4 separate regions of the Homo sapiens genome follow, and all the other regions are linked to region 1. A link is a contact called in ENCODE Hi-C or POLR2A ChIA-PET data. All regions are on one chromosome and are shown on one strand. The core of a region is the stretch at or near the end of the contact, and the rest is flanking DNA. Distances in the headings are between cores, read along the strand shown.

The links. A loop is a pair of places that touch in the nucleus more often than their neighbours do. ChIA-PET counts read pairs that join two places held with the same protein, here RNA polymerase II (POLR2A). Pooled maps may share reads with other maps.
Region 2: a map of naive thymus-derived CD4-positive, alpha-beta T cell shows a loop between it and region 1 (18-fold over the local background). The contact joins the promoter of C1GALT1C1 here to the promoter of WDR44 in region 1. A Hi-C loop is called at or near these places in 1 of 168 maps with a recorded cell type or tissue (naive thymus-derived CD4-positive, alpha-beta T cell) and 10 of 50 pooled maps. POLR2A ChIA-PET finds 5 or more read pairs at or near these places in 1 of 52 experiments (WTC11).
Region 3: a loop to region 1 is called in a pooled map, with 29 times the contacts of the local background. The contact joins the promoter of CUL4B here to the promoter of WDR44 in region 1. A Hi-C loop is called at or near these places in 10 of 50 pooled maps. POLR2A ChIA-PET finds 5 or more read pairs at or near these places in 2 of 52 experiments (A549 and AG04450).
Region 4: a loop to region 1 is called in a map with no recorded cell type, with 18 times the contacts of the local background. The contact joins the enhancer-like site here to the promoter of WDR44 in region 1. A Hi-C loop is called at or near these places in 7 of 37 single-sample maps with no recorded cell type and 4 of 50 pooled maps.

Annotation. Positions count from the first base shown.
Region 1 is chrX:118,344,770-118,347,469 of GRCh38, forward strand. WDR44 (WD repeat domain 44) reads left to right here and starts at 1,337. Exons shown (of 20, transcript NM_019045.5): 1 at 1,337-1,811. The coding sequence starts at 1,735. RefSeq lists enhancers at 568-687, 878-927, 1,469-2,012.
Region 2 is chrX:120,628,693-120,631,392 of GRCh38, forward strand. C1GALT1C1 (C1GALT1 specific chaperone 1) reads right to left here and starts at 1,362. Exons shown (of 2, transcript NM_001011551.3): 1 at 1,225-1,362. RefSeq lists an enhancer at 743-1,670 and a silencer at 1,330-1,599.
Region 3 is chrX:120,559,712-120,562,411 of GRCh38, forward strand. It overlaps CUL4B (cullin 4B), which reads right to left and starts at 1,251. Exons shown (of 20, transcript NM_001079872.2): 1 at 372-1,251. The coding sequence starts at 927. RefSeq lists enhancers at 320-1,205, 1,203-1,497, 1,206-2,090 and silencers at 1,471-1,550, 1,851-1,900.
Region 4 is chrX:116,008,634-116,011,333 of GRCh38, forward strand. No RefSeq gene overlaps it. Among named protein-coding and RNA genes, the nearest start is that of DANT2, 41 kb to the left of the region's middle. RefSeq lists an enhancer at 1,602-1,691. Within about 2 kb of position 1,343, at least 6 of the 41 ENCODE cell types and tissues checked have a DNase peak (open chromatin) inside an H3K27ac peak, as active enhancers do.

The sequences.
Region 1 (2,700 bases), core at 87-2,586:
GAAACCAAGTTTCTGTTTTTTTTTTTTTTTAGTAATTTATTTGACAGTCAAATAGATCTATCTTAAACTTATTTGGCAGAAGCGTCTGACTCAAACTGAATGAGGCTATTTACTTGTATTTATTTATCCCGTATGAACAATCATATATCTTGCTGCAAAAATATTAATATATTTGATTACGCAGTGTTTTCCCTAAACTCCCTGGGGTATTATAGAATATACAGTATATGACATTTGGTTTTTACCCAAGTCCACTAGACCACAGCAGACCTTGCCCTGATTGCTTGACAAAGTCTAGAGCCCCTTTCCAGTTTCTCTGAGACCATACCCCTGGCTCCAATCCAGCCTTTTCTTGAATACTAATTGAGGCTGCACGAACAGCTCAAAATGCCTATCATGATGTCAGTTGGAGAAATAAATATGCTGTGTGATCATACTGAAAGTCAATGTTATCACCTTGATGGTCAATGACCCGTGGTTTAAGAAGGAACATCTCGGTTTTTTAAAAAGTACCTTTCTATTTTTATCACCGGACGCTGGGCAGTTGAGGATCAGAATTAAGCCATTAGCTCGTAGGCTTGCAATGATATCTGCTCAATAAATATTTACCATTTAGCTGACGCACATCTTGGGCAGTATGTAAGAACTTCTCTCACACTGTGTTGGCAGCGACAGACATGTGCGGAGAAAAAGTAACCGGAGGCCTAATACTGGCTCAGCTCCAGCAATAAATCCATCATTACACCATGGAACTGGCACACTCCCCGTGTATATCTCAAGGACCCCACCCTCTGGCCGGCAGGATCATATCTAGGGATCTCAATTAGAGATCTCGTAGTGAATAAGGGCGAGTTATTCTCGTAACGCCAGAGGTGGTGGACCTGCCGACGCCCTAGGGTGGGACATTCCGGGCTTGGATAGTAAGACATCGTAAATATACGCCAAAATGTCCACACCAACGTTTCCCGAGAGTATTTCTTTACAAGTAAAAGACCGACTCAAAATCACCCCTCTCAAAACGCGTCTCTTTGGAACTGCAGAGTTAGGGAGTAAGACTTTCTGCCTGACCCCACCTACGTCGGCCGCGCGCTCTCAGAGCCAGGGCACCACGCTGCTCCTGCGCAGGTCCTAGACTCCTCCCTTCGGGAGGCTCACCCCCTCCCTTCTCGGCTACTTCCGGCCCTCACCGAACGCCCTCAACGCGCTTGCGCCGTTTTGATAGGCTTCTCGGGCCGAAGTAATCGGAGCGCTGCCTCTCTGGAACCGCCCCCGCCACCTCTTCGCCCCGCCCACGTATTACCGCCCCTCCGAAATCTCGCGAGGGTAGGTGCGCGTCGGTATTTTGCGGGCAACTAGCTCTTCCAGCTGCTGTAAATTGCTGCTGCGGGAGAAACTGGAGCCGCTGTAGCCGGCGCGCCCTTCTTCCCTTACTGCGAGGAGCCACCGCCTCTTTCGCGCTCCTTATACACCTATCACTGGGAGCGGTGGCAGCAACATTCCCTGGACCAACCGCCGCCTCTTCAGGCGGCCGCTTTGCCGGTCATTCCCGAAGCCCGGCAACTGAGGGCGGCCCCCTTTCCTTAACAGTCTCCTCGCTACAGATCGTCTGCTCCCTCAGCCTCGCCCGAGACCCACTTCCCCAGTCTCGCCCGGGTGGAGGTCGACGAGGAGGAGACAAGAGTCACCCTTCCTCCAGGCGGCGCCGGCCCCCTCACCCGCGGGTGTGTCCTATAAATGGCGTCGGAAAGCGACACCGAGGAATTCTATGATGCCCCTGAAGATGTGCACCTAGGGGGCGGCTACCCCGTGGGGTAAGTGACTGCAGCTATGACAGGAAGCCGGGCATCCCAAGCCCCCCGCATCTCCTGTGTCTTCCCCCTACACCCCTCCCAGGTCCCGCTGTGTCCGCCACCGCTGTTCCTCCCCGTCTCACTGGAGGACTTCAGAACCCAGACCTGGGGCTTCTTAGGGCGGGGTGACTCGGAGAAGGGGGAGTCAGCCACCTCGGGCAGCCTCCCGGCCGTTTCCCTACTGAACGGTCCCAGGGTCGGTCTCGGAGCCCGTTTCTCTTCTGATCCAGCCTTCTGTGAGGGGGAACAGCTTACGTGCCTGAGTCGGAGATTTGTATCTGTGGGGTTCTGAGCTTACCTTTCAAACATCCGTTTTGGCCTCGGGGACCGTAGATTAAAGGAGCAGTAACAGGAGAAATGTAACTTGTAGTTTTTTATTCTCCCGTTTACCGCTAACTTACCTATTCACTTCAGAGGTGGCTGTAACTCTCCCCTATTTGCCGTCCTCTTTTTCTTGCACACAGCGAAAAGGAGCGGGGGGAAGGTTGGGTATTTGCTTAAGAAAGTCCTCTAGCGAATGTACTCTAGATCAACAGTGTTTTATTAAAATAACACCTTATCGTGAGGTAAAGGAAATCGAATACACGGTCCCTATTAGGCAGAATGCGGTCTAAAAGGATGGCCAGACAGAAGAAATGTGCACAACTGACTGCAGAGGGACAAACAAGTGCTGAGTAATCTGGTGATTGGAAGGAGAGCCCCAGCTTTGTGTTCTTTATCTAATTCTGCAAGATGTTTTAGTGGTGATTAATATGGGTGATTCTGAATAGGAAGTACAGTAGTTGGAATGCTCGCTTGACTAGGACTTGTATTTACTTACCCACTTCTCCACTTTTCAAAGTTGGGGTAG
Region 2 (2,700 bases), core at 112-2,611, 2.3 Mb after region 1:
TGATATTTTGCACCCAACAGCACCATATTGCTACAAGGAAACCACTCCTGTGGTTTTCTGCTAGAGGAAATGGAATTTTGACTTCTACCAGAAAGACAAGGTGTGGAATAGCTTGGCAGATGTAATTTCTGAGCGGTGGGTGGGGCAAGAGGCAGGAAGACTTTCCTGTGTCACTCACAGAACTTGGTCAATAAACACAGTTCCAAGAAGAGAAGTGACAGAAAACAAGCTCGGCATAATATTAGAATTGTCGGCTGTGTGCGGTGGCTCACGCCTGTAATCCCAGCACTTTGGGAGGCCGAGGCAGGTGGATCACCTGAGGTAGGGAGTTCAAGACCAGCCTGGCCAACATGGTGAGACCCTGTCTCGACTAAAAATACAAAAATTAGCCGGGCATGGTGGCATATGACTGTAATCCCAGCTACTCAGGAGGCTGAGGCAGGAGAATTGCTTGAACCCGGGAGGCGGAGGTTGCAGGCAGTGAGCCAAGATCGCACCACAGCACTCCGGCCTGGGCAACAAGAGCGAGACTCTGTTTCAAAAAAAAAAAAGAAAGAAAGAAAGAAAAAAGAAAAAGAATTGTCAGGTGCACTCTAAGATTAATTTATATAGGATTTTTGTATTTCATGTCACGCAGTTTTCATTATTTCTGGCCAATACATAATTCACATGTTTCTTTGCTCAATTATGGCATATGTGTCAGAATTCTTCCTGATGGTGATCCTACTCCTGGCTGCAAAAATAGTGATCAAAACTCAGTAAGTCTACACATTTTAAATAAAATAATTTGCAAAAATTATTCTAAGGAGATTTTTTCCCCATCACAGAGGCAAAAAATATAACACTAGGGATGCATATGATAGGATACTTTGTGCAGAAGGAAACAAAACTGCACACGAGCACAAATGAAACAGAAACTACCCCAATGGTTTTTAGATGAACCTTTTTGGGTGAAGGTAGTTGGGGTGAAGTACGGAAAACGAAGACGAAATAGGGAAGAGAAGTGAGAGGGAGGACATGGTAACCTCGATATCCCTCTGAGGGACCAAGAGAGCGCCCCCAGGAAGAAGACTCTCGGTCTCCTGTGCTGACAATCCTCCCGCTGCACCTGCCCAAGCATCCCGCGTGGAGCATGCTGGGAGAGGGCTGGGGCCCAGGCCTCCCCCAAGAGAGGGAGGGGAGTCAGGGTGCGCTTGGGGTGGGGGTCGAGGCCCCGCCACTCACCCGCGTCTAGAACGGCTTGGGGACAGGAAAGCGCAGCCGCGCACGGGTTTCCTCTCACGTTGGCGCACCACTCCGTTACGCTCCTGACCAGGCTGTTCTAGCTGCAGGCGGTGTTCTCTCGTTGGTCTCGCTAAAGGTGGGGAGCGCCAGGAAACGAGCGCCGCGAAGGCGGGGGTAGTGGGGCGGGGTAAAGGAGCCGGCGGCTGGGCGGAGCCGTCCGTTTGCCCGCCCGCGCAGGCGTCGGAAGGGCCGGCGCGCCCGCTGCGCGCACACTGCGTGCCCTTTCTCCCCGCCCCCTGCCGAGTTCAGAGACTTGCTATAGGCCTGCGTGACCCGGACGCTCTCCTTTACCCAACGGGCGTCCAGAGAAGAGGCCGTGCGTACGACTCGCTGACACCTCCCATTTCACCTTCCTGGCATGGAAATTGCGAGAGCGAGAGATTCTTGCTCCCGGTGTCGCTTTTTATCAGACCTCTTGATGGTTTCTCTGATGTACCCCTGCGTCCTTGAACCCTCATATTGCCCACCCCCCCAGTACTCCTGGGCTGAGACCAAAACGCAAGCCACTGAAATAGTCACGTAATTATGACACCAACGGTTTCCTATTATTACTGGAATGAGATCTGAAGCCCCACTGCCTGGAATCCAATCCTGTCTTCACCACACCTTTTGATATCCCAGGAAAGTTATTTCACCTCGCTGTGCCTCAGTTCCCTCATTTGTAAAGTACAGAAAATGTCACAGTAGTGCCTATTTCATAGAAAATTAGATGAGATAGTGCATATGACTCCCTTAGCAAAATTTCAAGCCTAGAGTAAGCATTTACTAAAAAGTACTGGCTGTTATTATTCACCCCAGTATTTCTAGTACTTAACCACAGTGCCAGCACGCAGTGGACAGTAAATATTAGTGGAATTAATGAATATTAGAACTACAGCTGAGGAACCAGGCCTAAAAAGGATAAGGAAATTTCAAAAGTCCACACAGCAAGTTAATGGCAGAGGTGGGACTGGAATCCAGGTCTCTTTTTTTTTTTTTTTTGAGACGGAGTTTCACTCTTGTTGCCCAGGCTGGAGTGCAATGGCACGATCTCGGCTCACTGCAACCTCTGCCTCCCGGGTTCAAGCGATTCTTCTACCTCAGCCTCCCTAGCAGCTGGGATTACAGACGCCCGCCACCACGCCCGGCTAATTTTTGTATTATTAGTAGAGACGGGGTTGGCCAGGCTGGTCTTGAATTCCTGACCTCAGGTGATCCACCCGCCTCGGCCTCCCAAAGTGCTGGGATTACAGGCTTGAGCCACTGCGCACGGCCCCCAGGTCTTCTAATTAAGAGTGCAGAGCTCTCTTTCCACGAAATATTTGATGTGTCTCTTTTTTTTTTTTTTTTTTTTGAGACCGAGTTTCGTTCTTTTTGCCCAGGCTGGAGTGCAATGGCGGGATCTCGGTTCACTGCAGCCTCTGCCTCCCGGGTTCA
Region 3 (2,700 bases), core at 1-2,500, 2.2 Mb after region 1:
CCCAGCAATGCCAAGGCTCGCTATGCACCTGAAATAAATAAACCTCTTTAGAATACAAATTTCTCACCTGCAAAATCCGGATCAATCATACCGATTGTCAGTGTTATAAGGAATAACAGATTAAATACAATAGGTTGAAAAAGACCTCAAAATACTGCACAGAAACACCCGGTGTATGCTTCAGCACAAGGATCCTAACCACCCCCGGAAAATGAACCCTCCACCAAAAAAGGACCTCCCCTCCACCTCATTGATTATGCATAAAACATTAGGCCACCTCCAAACTGTTTAATATATTAACATAAATAGAGCACGTGACCCCTCGAGTGTCAAATCCTTATTAGGTGATTATGGATTTTGGCCTTGGTTACCTTTAAAGTTCTTGATCACTAACTTCTTAGCAGAGCCAGGTTTGCTGTTAGCAAAGCTAGAGACGGTGGTAGAAGATTTGGCTAGGCCGTTTGCATGATGCACCGAAGCCACAGAAGAGATTAATATACTCTTATTTTTAAGTTGCTGCTGCTGAGATGTTGCAGCAGTTGGTGAAGATGAGGAGGAGGAGGAGGAGGATTCCTCAGCCATCTTCGCATCAAACCCTACAAACTCCAGGGTGTCTTCAAAACGCAGCTTCTTCTGTATCGGTACGTGGCTGGAAGCAGCCACTGAAACCCCCAGGCAGAAGGACGAGGTTGAAGGGGATGCCGAATCCCTGGGTTGTAAAGGAGGAGTGGAAGAGGAGGAAGAGGTGGAATCAAAGTCTTCTCTCTCGTTACTACTGTTACTGCTGCTACTGCTGCTGCTGTTTAACTTTCTCTTCTTGGCAGAGGTGGGCGGAGTGGTGCTGGTATTACCATCAGTGGCAGATCTGACCTCCTGAGCAGCAGCAGCAGCTGAGGGACTGGGGGAAGAAAAACCTGTTGGAAACATGAAAATAGCGGGGTCAACAGGCAGAGGAGCATCAAAAACCTACGTTTATATGCCTGCGTGCGTGTAGGAGAGAAGGTAGCAATGCTAGAGGGGGAAGGGAAGAAAGAAGAGAGGAGAAACACAGAGGACGAGAAGGAAAGTGAAGGGGGGGGCTACACCGGGGGAATGGGAGGGTTTGGGAAGGCGGATAGGCTGACACCAGGAGTGAGCAGAACGAGGGGGGAGAGCGAATGAGGAGGCAGACAGGTAAACGGCCGTGCCGTCCCCCTCCCCTGCTTTTCGATCTCTCTCCCCCCCTTTCTGCAGGAGCGACTCAGCGAGTCTGTGAGGCTGCAGCTCCTCCTCCTTTTCTCCCTCTCCCTGGGAGGGGAGAGGCTGTGGTTGGGGGAAAGGGGGAGGGGGAAAGAACCAGGGCTTGTTATTGTCAATAGCACAAGAGGCTAAAGATGGCGCCATTTCCGGTCACGCGGCGCCGAGGGAGGGGCGGTGTCAACCTCAGGGAGTGGGGGTGAGGGAAGCGCTGCAGCCGCCCGGGGGGCGGGGGAGCTCGCGCGTGAGGGGGCGGCTGGAAAGGGGCGGCTAAAGTGCCCCAGACGCTCGCGCTAGTTCGCTCCTGCTCCCGCTCCCCTTCGCGATCCCCTTTCCTGGCAGCGCCTTCCTTCCCTGGCCCACCGGGAACTCCCACTCCCTCCTTAACGGTCCCGCGGGAAGCTTCGCGCCGCAGCGCCCTTACCGGAAGTGACTGGGCAGACACTTTTCATAGCGCCCAGATCCCGAAGCCCCCAGGTCCGCAGGACTTGAGTGGGGGGGGGAAGGGGGGAGGGAGAAATTGGGGGGAAGAAAAGTGGATAGGAGGAGGGGGCGGGCCTTCGAGACACCTTCGGAGCTCCTGATTGGAGCTTTCTGAAGGCGAGGGGGTGGGGGGGGTGGCGGGAGGAGCGGGAAGGAGCCTCGGGGGAGGGAAGGTAGTGACGGCGAGGGGCGGAGTGAGCTAGCTGGGAAAACGGAGGAGGAGGAAGAGGAGGAGAGAGGGAGGGACGGAATAAAACGTAAGGGTCCGGGAGAATAGAAACTTTGAAAGAGATGAAAGAATAAGGAGTGGTTGCAAGGCTAGGGGAGTAACCCTAAATAGAGGAAAACATAATCATGCCATTATGCCCGCTGCTGGAGAGGAATGTCCCTATGTTAAGATAGGAAAGGAGAAGAAAACGAGCTAAGATAGGAAGAAAAGGACTTTTTAATTCGGTGCCGGTATAAATTGTTTCTCTTTTATCTCAAGGCACCACAGACCCAAGGCTGAATAAGGCCTGAATTTTGATGCCTTTCTCTTTCATGTAGCTGTAAATCCTTTTATCTTACTACCAGGAGCATTTTCTAAGCTGGCTGGCCAAATTAAGTGTGTATTCTAAGGCGAAGAAATGGAAAGGTAACTAACCCCTCACCCACCCAGCACTATGCCCAGGATCGTCCTAACCCCCACTCTATCAGTCCTTAACTCAGTAATTTATAGACCCAACAAAGCTAAGACCCACTTCCTTCTTTTGCCAAATCTCAGTTTACACGCTGTCCCAAAGGAGACATTTTAGAACCATATCGGCAAAAGTCAGTGTTTTCTACTAATGTGTTTCATGACCCCATGCTTTACAATTGATTATTGATTTAAAAAATCTTTAAGTTTGGTTAAATTAGCAACAATAAACCTTGTAAATTCCCTGTTGGGAGTTTTTACTTAACCTTGGGGCATTCTCAGAGGGAGGTAACACAATATCAAAA
Region 4 (2,700 bases), core at 93-2,592, 2.3 Mb before region 1:
GGTTAATGACAGAATTGATGTAGAAAAACAGTGAACCTCCTTATTAATGTCCTTATTAATGTAGAGGAGCAGGAAGTAACAGTAACAATGTACTGTTTGGGTAACAGTAACAAGGAGGAATAGAGCAGGGGTTCACAAATGCAAATCCTACAGAGGCCTACAGGTGAGGGAAAGAAGCCAAATTTAAGAGAAGATACCCCACCTAAAGGAGGCAACCACCACTAAGCTTCAGAAGACAGTTACTATTTGGAAAGATGAGCCTAAAATTGCTAGAAATCTACATTTTGAAGATAAATGGCAAATGCCTTTTAAAAATGTGAAATTTTTCATTGTGAAATATTGGTAATTAATTTTAAAAAATACTGTGATGACCAAACAAAGCATCTCTTAAGTGTGAATGCAGTTCATGAGGTGCCAGTTTGCAACCTCTAGGATAAAAAGTAGTATGCCCAAATGGCCTGAGACACAAAGCAGGAAAGACTTATACAATGGTATCTTCACTCTTTCTTCTCTAGGCTATGGCAGACATCACTAATTTGATCAGATATGCAGAGCTTCCAGAGGCAAGTAAAAATCAGTTGTATTTGGCACACAAGGTGAAACCTTATTTGCCATAATGTTTCTATAATTTTCAAGAAAGTTTCTGAATCTTTGAACTTTCGTTGGTCTTTGAAAAAGAACAGGCATGCTGTAATGTTTCAATTCAGTTTTGCCCTCGCAGGATTTTCAGGTGGGCTTTCTTGTTGAATGTGTGCTTTGTATGTTTTCAGAAACCTCTTCACACCAGTAACTGTGTCTTAAAAATTTCCAGTAATGTGCTCAGAGGTCCTGAGTGGGAACTAGTTTAATGTTGAAGGTGAACAAACAAAACCTTTCATCTGTTCCCAGGTATGTCTGGCTTCTGGCAGCTTTGCCATTAATAGTTGAGAGCCTGTTTGCTGCCTGGAACACTGAAGGGTTGTTAAACAGCTCTCTGCCTTTTAAAAAGAGTGGGAGATGATTGGGAGGCTTCTAGACTGAGGCAAAAATTGAAAATATCATGCATGTTTAGCTATATGGTTTATTAACTCATTTGCTGAAGTGTGTACTTGATTTCTGTTAAATCTTTTTATGCTTAGGCATTTTTGCTATTGAGAGACTTTTCTTTTGGGTATTTAAATACTCAAATAACTCATTCATATTCAAATACCTCCTTTAACACATTTCTCATTTCCTTTAGAAGCAAAACATACTCTCTTTGCAGGAACTGTTTTCAGCCCCGCCCCGACCTCTCAAAACTCTGCACTTAGCCAGCTGTTTCCATGGCCAATGCTGTAAGCCCCCAGGCCCGATTCACGTGGCAGGAGGGGAAGAACAGCTGAAGCTGGAGCAGCGAGCTGCCTTAGCTGCCAAAGTCCACTTGATTCTGACGCAATGCAACTGCATTCTCCGTTTTTAATTTGTTCCTGTTCTGCTTTTGGTTTTCAGTCTCTACCACTATCCCCTCACTCTCCAGCGTCTACCCACCCTTTCCTCTTTTAGGTTTCTGAAAAACAGACCATTTGGTTGACCCTGCAAGGCTTCCAATTTGCCTATTTTGTCATGATGCCCTGTTTCTCCCCATCATGCTCACACTTGCTTCTAAAATGCCTCTGGCTCTTCTGGTGAGCTGCTGTCTACCTATTCCTGTCTCTGGCTCTGGGTCCTGTTGTCTGTCTCCAGCTGCCTGCCTAACACAAACTGCCTTACTGCCTGTGGTGTGTCATGGATCTGCTGATTTTCTGTGGCACCTGAAACAATAGAAGCTGAAAAATCCATGACTTCTGTTTAACTGTGCTTCTTCACAGTTTTCCTTATTAGACATTATGTGGTCAAAACTCTGAAACTAAACTCTTTAACTGAAGTACAGGTGTCAGCCCTCTGAGCTGAAGCTCAGCCATTATAACTTCTGTGACCTGCACATACACATCCAGGTGGCCTGCAGGGGCCAAGAAGTCTGGAGCAGCCAAAAAACCACAAAGAAGTAAATCAGTCAGTTCCTGCCTTAACTGATTAACCAAAATTACATTTTACCATTGTGACTTGTCCCTGCCCTACCTTAGCTGATCAATCAACTTTGCAACATTCTTCTTTTGGACAATGAGTCTTATGATCTCCCCACCATGTACCTTGTGACCCCCTCCTCTGCTAACAATAGATAACCACCTTTTACTGTAATTTTCCATTACCTACCCAACTCCTGTAAAGCAACCCCTTCCCCATCTCCCTTCACTGACTCTCTTTTCGGACTCAGCCCACTTGCACCCAAGTGAATAAACAGTGTTATTGCCCACACAAAGCCTGTCTGTTGGTCTCTTCACATAGATGTGCTTGACATTTGGTGCCATGACTCAGATCGGGGGACCTCCCTTGGGAGATCAATCCCCTGTCCTCCTGCTACATTTGGTGCCGTGACTTGGATCAGGGGACCTCCCTCGGGAGATCAATCCCCTGTCTTCCTGCTCTTTGCTCTGTGAGAAAATCCACCTATGACGTCAGGTTCTCAGACCAGCCCAAGAAACACCTCACCAATTTTAAATTGGGTAAGCAGTCTTTTTTTATTCTGTTCTCCAACCTCTCTCACTATCTCTCAACCTCTTTCTTCTTTCAATTTCAGCACCACCCTTCAATCCCTCCATTCCTTTCATTTCCTTTTCCTTTCTGGTAGAGATAGCAGAAACG